Linked DNA regions of Homo sapiens: region 2 is linked to region 1. A link is an interaction called in ENCODE POLR2A ChIA-PET data of the cell type or tissue named here. Cell type or tissue: Caco-2. All regions are shown on one strand. Links, peaks and the distances in the headings refer to the core of each region. The heading gives the core; the rest is flanking DNA. Region 1 holds the start of LOC105372522 (a long non-coding RNA gene). Region 2 overlaps PLCB4 (phospholipase C beta 4).

Region 1 (4,400 bases), core at 279-4,278:
TTTGTTGGTTGGCTGTCAGCTGGAGTGATGTGAATAACTGGGATGCAACAGTGAAACAAGTCCCAATGAGCAGGCAACTTTATAAGCCTCGGGTTATGTCATGGTTGCTAATATCCCATTGGCCAAAGCAAGTCACACTGGCCACCCCAAGAGAGAGCATATGGACACTAGAAAGTTACACAGCCAAGGGGGAACATGAGAAGGTGTAGTATTAAGGCCAGTGATGTAATGAATCTCCCACAATATGTATTCCTAGCCTTTTCTACACAGAAGGCACTAAGTTCACATTTGGTTTCATTAATGGATGAGTTATTCTTTCATAAAGAACATAAGAAAAATCAATTAATATTAACAAACAAACAAAAAAGCCCTGGTGCAAAAAGTTATAATACTGTTACCCAAATACAGGGAGTTTCTGGATGGATTTCAGAAGTTGGAGAACCCCTGAAATGAGATATAAAATAAGGAAAAGATTATCCTTCTGGGCAGACAGCAGCCCATGTTAAAGCTGTGGCCTCATCCACTTCCTTGGCTGAGTACAACTATGCAGTACACAAACCACACAACGGCATGCAGCACCCCTAGGTACTCACATGTTAGAACAACTTTGAGTCTTTCTCCTCTGTCTTTAGTGTAGTTTATTGCCTTGACTAGGGCTGTGTCTACTTGTTCGGATGCCATCATTTTTCCAGCTTCAATGTTGATTCTCACAAGCCAATTATTTCTTGTCATGACTGTTACAGAAAGAAAGTGAAGGTTCATTCTGTCTGAAAAAACACTCAGCCTCCCAATATCCCCTGGGACGACTTCTTCCCAGCTTCTACCTGGAAATTCAGGTGCCTCTTATTGAGGTCCTTAGGGGAAATTATTCTTTATTTTACTTTATTTTATTTATTTATTTTCAGACGGAGTCTCGCTCTGTCGCCCAGGCTGGAGTGCAGTGGCGCGATCTCGGCTCACTGCGAGCTCCGCCTCCCGGCCTCACGCCATTCTCCTGCCTCAGCCTCCTGAGTAGCTGGGACTACAGGCGCCTGCCACGACGCCTGGCTAATTTTTTTTTTTTTTAGTAGAGACGGGATTTCACCATGTTAGCCAGGATGGTCTCGATCTCCTGACCTCGTGATCTGCCCGCCTCGGCCTCCCAAAGTGCTGGGATTACAGGTGTGAGCCACTGCGCCTGGCCAATTATTCTTTAAGCCCTAGACATACATCAACTTGCTTCATCGTCAAGAGGCATCTCAGGACCAACACCAGTCTCAAATGAATCACCAAACGCCAGACACTGCCGAGGTTACTGTGGATAACCTCAATCAAATAAGATAGTGCACATTGCCTTCCCTAACCACCCAAACAGTTTTTACACATTCAAAAAGTCTCTAAAATGACTGATTGATCCTTGTTTGCACCAAAGGGATGTCTCATTCCTAAGGAGGTGGTTTCTAATGTTAATATAGTTTGGATATGCGTGCCTTCCAAATCTCATGTTGAAATTTGGTCTTCCGTGTTGGAGGTCGGGCCTGGTGCGAGGTATTTGGGTCATGGAAGCAGATCCCTCATGAATGGTTTGGTGCTTTCCCAGAGGTAATAAGTGAATTTTCACTCCATTAGTTCACGTGGAAGCTGGTTGTTTAAAAGAGCATGGCATCCTTCTCCCTCTCTTGCTCCCTCTCTCACCACGGGACACATTTGCTCCCCCTTCACCTTCTACCATGACCATAAGCCTCTCACTGGATGCAGATGCCAGTGCCATGCTTCTTGTACAGCCTGCAAGAACCAGGAGCCAAATAAACCTTTTTTCCTTATGAATTACTCAGCCTCAGGTATTCTCTTACAGCAATGCAGAAGAGACTAGGACAAATATGTTTCTATTATCATAAATAGATATAAATGATGTAGACATTATAAATATGTAAAGAGATTGTCTTGTCATTTATAATAAATATGTTTTTGAAACATACTATTAATGTGGCTCTTCGGTTTCAAGGGAAAAAATCTGAACCATGATAATCATGGAAAAGTTGACGTTTCTATGATATGACTGTACGCCTGTTTTTTCATGTGGTTCTTTATGTTATAGCATCTTTCTTTTAAAATATGTTTTTAATTTTTTGGACACTCTAAATTTTAAAAAATCATACATGATCCACATCACAAGAAAGTGTAAATAAGAAAAATGCAAGAAATTATAATATTACTGATATGCGTACCAGCTAGATTGACAGTGTGATTTTTATAGTACTAAGTATGTAGAGTTCAACTTTCAGAGAGGAACATTTTTCTAAGTGGTTTCACTCTCCTGAGTCCTTCATGGCCCTGGAAGAATTATGACTATTGGTGATTCAGGAAGAATCTGGGAGCTACAGAAAATAACTGCTTAAAATGCAAAATGAGGCGGCAATAATGAACTGATTCTCCAGGGTCAAGAGGTGGATAATGTGTTTATGGACAACTTTCCACGAAGGAAGACTAAGATGTCGCTAAGATATGACTTCAAAGACACAGCAGTTCTATTAAAGTTTCCAGGGCTGATTTTGGGATTATCAACCTAAACCCTTGTAGATTATTATAAGAGTCCAGTGGCCTTAAATGCCTTGTCTGGAATTCTAACATTGCAGACCACTGTAACTTGTTAAGAGAACTGACAAGAGGGTGATGTGGAAACAGGGAAGAAATTATCGGGTTTCTGCTTCAAGGTCCACTTTTGAAAAGAGTCGTCATCAGTGCAGAAAAATATTGATAGACTTTGTCTCAGTAGAAGCTTCATGTCTTTTTCATCTCTCCAGAATTAAAGATCACTACCAGCAACAACCCATGTGACTCTATCTTCAATAAGAACACTTTGGATAACTTGGCTATTTTATAAGACAATTTTTCCAAGTGACATAAAGCAGTTAAAAGTGACCATAGAAAATCGATCTGCCCAGTTGATCTCCTCTTTTAAACTTAAAAAAAAAAATTCTTCGTGACAACTTGTTTCTAAGCCATTCTTTTAGCAATCAGAAGCAGATACATAGGGATTAGGAGTTGACAGATTTTTTTTTTGGAAATAATATAGAAAATATTTTTTGGCATTCTGGGCCACATGGTCTCTGTTACAACCATTCAACACTGCCCTGCAATGTGTAAACAGCAAGAGCTAACATGTAAATTAATGGACAATGCCAATACAGTTTTATTTACAGAAACAGAGTAAGCCTGTAGGCCATTGGCCAGAGTTTGCAAACCTCTCTTTGAGGGTCCTCCAAGCAAATGAGCCAGTCTTAGGGAATTCTTTACGGAGACAGAAAGTTAGAATATATCAGATTTGGAAAAGACAAAGGTACCATTTTGGGGGAAAAAATGCCCCAAACAAAAAACAAAACATCCAGAAGTTATGTTAATTTTACTTGAAAAACAGTAGGTTTGCACATTTATTTTTTAAAGTCAAAGAAATATTTTTCTCAAGTGAATATTCATAGCAAATCTCAGTAACATATAAAAAGATATTATAAAGGAGATGCTATATTTGAAAGGGAGAATCTCAATGTTTATCTTCTCTTTTGCCCTGTCAGCAATTTCCTAATATAGCTCTTGAAAATTCCAGGGTCTCTTGAGCAATTTAAAACTCACTGCTCCAGTATAATTTAAAAAAAAGCTTATCTCTAACTTAGGGTTATAAGACTTAGAAAGTAAAAATTCAGGATGCTCAGTTAAATTTGAATTTCAGCAACTTCTACTTTTTTAGCATAGACATGTCATATGCAATATTTGGAATATACACATACTAAAAGCTTACTCATTGTTGATCTGAAATCTAAATTTAACTGGGCATCCTAATTTAACTGGCTACTCTATCTCTACTTGTTTTTTTTTTTTTTTTTTTTGAGATGGGAGTTTCACTCTGTCACCCAGGCTGGAGTGCAGTGTCACCATCTCAGCTCACTGCAACCTCTGCCTCCTGGGCTCAATAGATTCTCCTGCCTCAGCCTCCTGAGTAGCTGGGACTACAGGTGCATGCCACCACGCCCAGCTAATTTTTGTATTTTTTGGTAGATGTGGGGTTTTGCCATGTTGCCTAGGCTGATCTTGAGCTCCTGGACTCAAGTGATCTGCTCACCTCAGCCTCCCAAAGTGCTGAGATTACAGGTGTGATCCATTGCACCTGGCCTACTCTTTTTTATTTTTATTTTTTTTTGAGATGGAGTCTTGCTCTGTCACCCAGGCTGGAGTGCAGTGGTGAAATCTTGGCTCACTGCAACCTCTGCCTCCTGGGTTCAAGTGATTCTCCTGCCTCAGCCTCCTGAGTAGCTGGGACTACAGGCATGTGCCACCATGCCCAGCTAATTTTTGTATTTTTAGTAGAGATGGAGTTTCACCATATTGGTCAGGCTGGTCTTGAACTCCTGACCTCGTGATCCGTC
Region 2 (4,400 bases), core at 108-4,107, 240 kb before region 1:
TAAGACAGAGTCTCGCTTTGTCTCCCAGGCTGGAGTGCAGTGGCACGATCTCGGCTCACTGCAAACTCCGCCTCCCGGGTTCAAGTGATTCTCCTGCCTCAGCCTCCCGAGTAGCTGGGACTACAGGCACCCACCACCATGCCAGGTGATTTTTGTATTTTTAGTAGAGATGGGGTTTCACCATATTGGCTAAGCTGGTCTCGAACTCCTGACCTTGTGATCTACCCATCTCAGCCTCCCAAGGGTATTGGTTTTTATAGGGTTTTGTTAGAACATCTCATGCTATATAATTTGACTTAAAATAGCCATCCATTGTATCCAGAACTCTTGAATACATTTGAGATGACACATAAACTTCAAGGTCCTTGGCTACTTGTGTTTGTCAATGATCCCTCAGAACATCCAAGCAGGGTCTTAGTTTCAGAAACTTGGATGTGTGCCAACCCAGGTAATTATTCTCTGCCTACCTAATTTCCCCAGGCAATTTTAATTGAAAATGGTAGTCTCCTTTACCTCAGTTCTAATCTGCTCTGAAGTGTCCCTGTGTCCTGTTTCTTCCCTCCTTCATAAGCTAACTGAGCTGGTTTCTTTTTGAAGCTTCAGTTGAAAAAGAAAAAAGTTTCTGGAGCTCCCAAGAGGGAAAATATCAGATAAATATGAGCCATTTAATTAGTCTCAAACCAGTGTGCTGAATGCCATGGGAGTGGTTGCAAGATGCCCCTCTGCTGCCTAACCTGATGAAAAGTTTCTTTTGTGGATAGAAATACAAAGGGTTTCTTACTGAAAAACTGACCAAAAAAAAAAAAAAAAAAAAAAAGAAAAAAGAAAAAAAAGGCAGGAGGAGGGATGTGGGAGGGACACAGATAATTTTACTCTCTTGAAATGATTTTTTTAAAGCCACTGCTCCCTTGCTTATTTCCAAATAACCTGATTTAAAGTTAGCAGAACAAAATACACCATTTAACACAGGAATACCTAAAGTTCCATGAAAATCTTAACAGAAATATGCTTTTTAATTACTTCTAACAAACATTCCCTTAAACCAATGCTGTCCAATAGAAACACAATGAAAGCCAGAAATGCAAATTACATATGTAATTTTCAGCTTTCTAGTGGCATCATTACAAAGGTTAAAAGAAACACGAAATACTACTCAACAATAGAAAGGAAATAACTATTGATAACACAACTTGAATGCATCTCAAGGGAATTTTGCTGAGTGACAAAACCTCATTTCAAAAGTTACATACTATGTGATTCCATTTCTATAACACTCTTGAAATGACAAAATTATATAGGTAAAGAACAGATTAATGGTTCCCAGGGGTTAGAGAGGAGAGAAGGAAGGGAGATGGCTGTGGCACAGAGATCCTTGGGATGGAATTCCATTTCTGACTGTGGTCGTGTCATAATGAATTTACAAAGGTGATTAAATTGCATAGAACTAAAAACACACACACACAAATGAGTGCATGTAAAACTGGTAAAATCTTAATAAGGTCAGTGGATTACATCAACGTCAGTTGCATGGTTCTGCCACTGTACTGCTGTTTTGTAAAATATTACCAGTGGGGAAAACTGGGTAAAGGATATATGAGATTTCTCTGTATTATATTTTACAACTGCATATGACTCTGTAATTACCTCAAAATTAAAAGTTAAAAAGGTAAATTTAATTTTAATAATATACAGATGCTCTAGATTTAGAATAAGGTTACATCCTGAAAAATCCATCCTAAGTTGAAAATACGGTAAGTCAAAAATACATTTAACATACCTAACATGCCAAACACCATAGCTTAGCCCAGCCTACCTTAAATGTGCTCCGAATGCTTACATTGGCCTACAGTGGAGCAAAATCATCTAACACAAAGCCTATTTTATAGTTAAGCGTTGAATATCTCACGGTTGTTTACCCTCGCAGTCACACAGCTGACTTGGAGCTGTGGCTCACTGCCACTGCCCAGCATTGCAAGAGAAACTCATTACATATGCTAGCCTGCAAAAATATAAAAATTTGAAGTATGATTTCTAAAGGATGTGTTACCATTTTTGCACCATTGTTAAGAGAAAAAATTGTAAGCAGAACCATCATAAGTCAAGAACTGTCTGTATTTTATTTAACTCAGTATACATAGAATTTTAAAATATAATCAATGTACATGTAATCAATATAAAAATTATTCAGAAATTTTAAATTCGGGTTTTTTTTTTCATTCTGAGTCTTTGGAATCCAACGTATAGTCTGCTACAACACATCTCAATTCAAATTACCCCCATTTCAAATGTTCAATGATCACACGTGGCTCTGGCTTTCATTACGGGGCGGCAAAAGTTCTTTAAGCCTAATATACATTCCCCAGTCCCATCCAGTGGCAGTCTCTTTAACATGACATATAGCTTTACTTCTTAGACATTTCTTACGTCACTGGTTCATAATGAAAGTCTTAGAGCGGCCGGGCGCGGTGGCTCATGCCTGTAATCCCAGCACTTTGGGAGGCTGAAGCAGGCAGATCACCTGAGGTCAGGAGTTCAAGACCAGCCTGACCAACATGGCAAAACCCCGTCTCTACTAAAAATACAAAAAAAAATAGCCAGGCATGGTGCTGCACGCCTGTAATCCCAGCTACTCAAGAGGTTGAGACAGGAGAATCACTTGAACCCAGGAGGCAGAGGTTTGCAGTGAGCCGAGATTGTGTCACTGCACTCCAGCCTGGTCAACAGAGCAAGACTCGATCCCCACCCCCGCAAAAAAAATCTTAGAGCTTGGATAGTGACTGGAAAATTTCACAAGTGGTACCAACTTGAATCTGCTTTGAACTACAGTTCCAATGATAAATAAAAGTAATCTCTATGAAAAAAAAAAGACTTTTAGTATCTTTTAAGAAATAAGAACTAAGTTTCAGAAACTATGTAAACTGGGCTCAACGACTCAACGACTAAGATTTTAACTATTTTGAATCTTTTTAATTTGTTTTTTTTTCTTCTCTTTGCTTTCCTATTTCCCTGTGGTGATTAGAAGTAGAATTATTAAAATAAGAAAGCCTTATGGGTTTCCTGTTCAGAGCCACGCAACTGTGGGACTCAATTTTCCTCTAAAGGCAGTCATGGGGGAGAAAGAACCAAGTGATCAAACGTGTGTAATGGCAGATTTTAAGAAATACATAAAATTAGGCCAAATCTCTTGGGACTCTGAAAAGTAAAACAGGGAACAGACATGGTTCTCAGACCAGGTCTAAGAAGAAGCTCCAGGTCTCAATCTCAAAAGACCAGTGCAATCTCCATCCCCCATTGCAAGTGACAAAGAAATGGGAAAAAAAAAAAAAAAAAAAAAAAAAACACTATTCCCAAATGGAGCCTTCGGAATATAGAGTGGTTTTGGGAGTGAGAGAAACCTATCTTTGAGAATATAAGTAAATTAACCTCTCCTGGACCTAGTTTCCTTGTTTGTAAAGCAGCAAAATTATCTACCTAACTCATTGTTGTGAAGTTAAATGGAATAATACACGAAAAGTGCCTATCACATTCCTGAAACCTGGAGTGAGTACTCAATTACATTCCTCTCCCACTCCTTTATTTCTGCACTGACATAACTATGCATATAGAGAAAATGATCTGTGCAAATTAAACTAAGAATAGTAGCATAGGAAACTCAAGAGCTGTTGCTCCAGAATAATGCCAGAGAGAAAAATATCTCATTTTAGTTTATTGTAAGTCACTTCTAACCTGCTGGTAGGAAGCTGGTTTCCTGTTCAATCTAGGTTTATAGCACTCTTAAGACAGCTGTATAGAAGCAGGGTGATATACCTAAAACAGAGGATCCAAAATAGTCTAGAAAACTGGAAACAGGCTGGTTTTACAAGAGATTCATGACCTCAAGGACCTTTACATTAGTCACATTCTCAACAAACATAAAATGTATCTACTAGCCAGTAAGTGAGAACAGAAGAAGAGTAAGTACAGCTTACAAGAACCCCCAAATGCCTAAAGTTCTCTAGTTATAAATTATATGTTTAGATTAGTATTTATATTTGTCATATATATATATATATATATATATTTTTTTTTTTTTTTTTACCAAAGACAACTGGTCAACCATCTGTTCCATGAGACATTACCTCATATGCTGGCCCACTGGGGCACAACACAGTGCGATACAGCAGTTACCTGGTTTTTGTTTTTGTTTTTTTGATGGAGCTGGAGTCTGCAAACTTTTCATGACCCAGAACACAGCTGCTGATGTCAGAGCCCTGAGACAGGTACCATATTGAAAACAAGGGCCCCAGATGCATAGCCTGGAGTAATTTCTTTGAAAAACAGCCTGCTCTGATTCTGTTTCCTATTCATTTCTATTTGGTTTTTATAAAGGAACTAAAGCAGCTGATATATCTACAAATTCG

What was found. Peaks named below come from ENCODE experiments on the same cell type or tissue, not always from the same donor. Only the 100,000 strongest peaks of a DNase experiment are listed, where the experiment ranks them.
Region 2: POLR2A ChIA-PET joins it to region 1 with 13 read pairs; 2 of 35 experiments call an interaction of 5 or more read pairs at or near these places.

The regions. Positions count from the first base shown.
Region 1 is chr20:8,958,530-8,962,929 of GRCh38, reverse strand. It overlaps LOC105372522 (a long non-coding RNA gene), which reads right to left and starts at 731. Exons shown (of 3, transcript XR_937244.3): 1 at 594-731. In Caco-2, for the core only: no CTCF peak of the experiment used is centred there; no DNase peak of the experiment used is centred there.
Region 2 is chr20:9,202,717-9,207,116 of GRCh38, reverse strand. The region is part of intron 2 of PLCB4 (phospholipase C beta 4); the gene reads right to left. Among named protein-coding and RNA genes, the nearest start is that of PLCB4, 140 kb to the right of the region's middle. In Caco-2, for the core only: no CTCF peak of the experiment used is centred there; no DNase peak of the experiment used is centred there.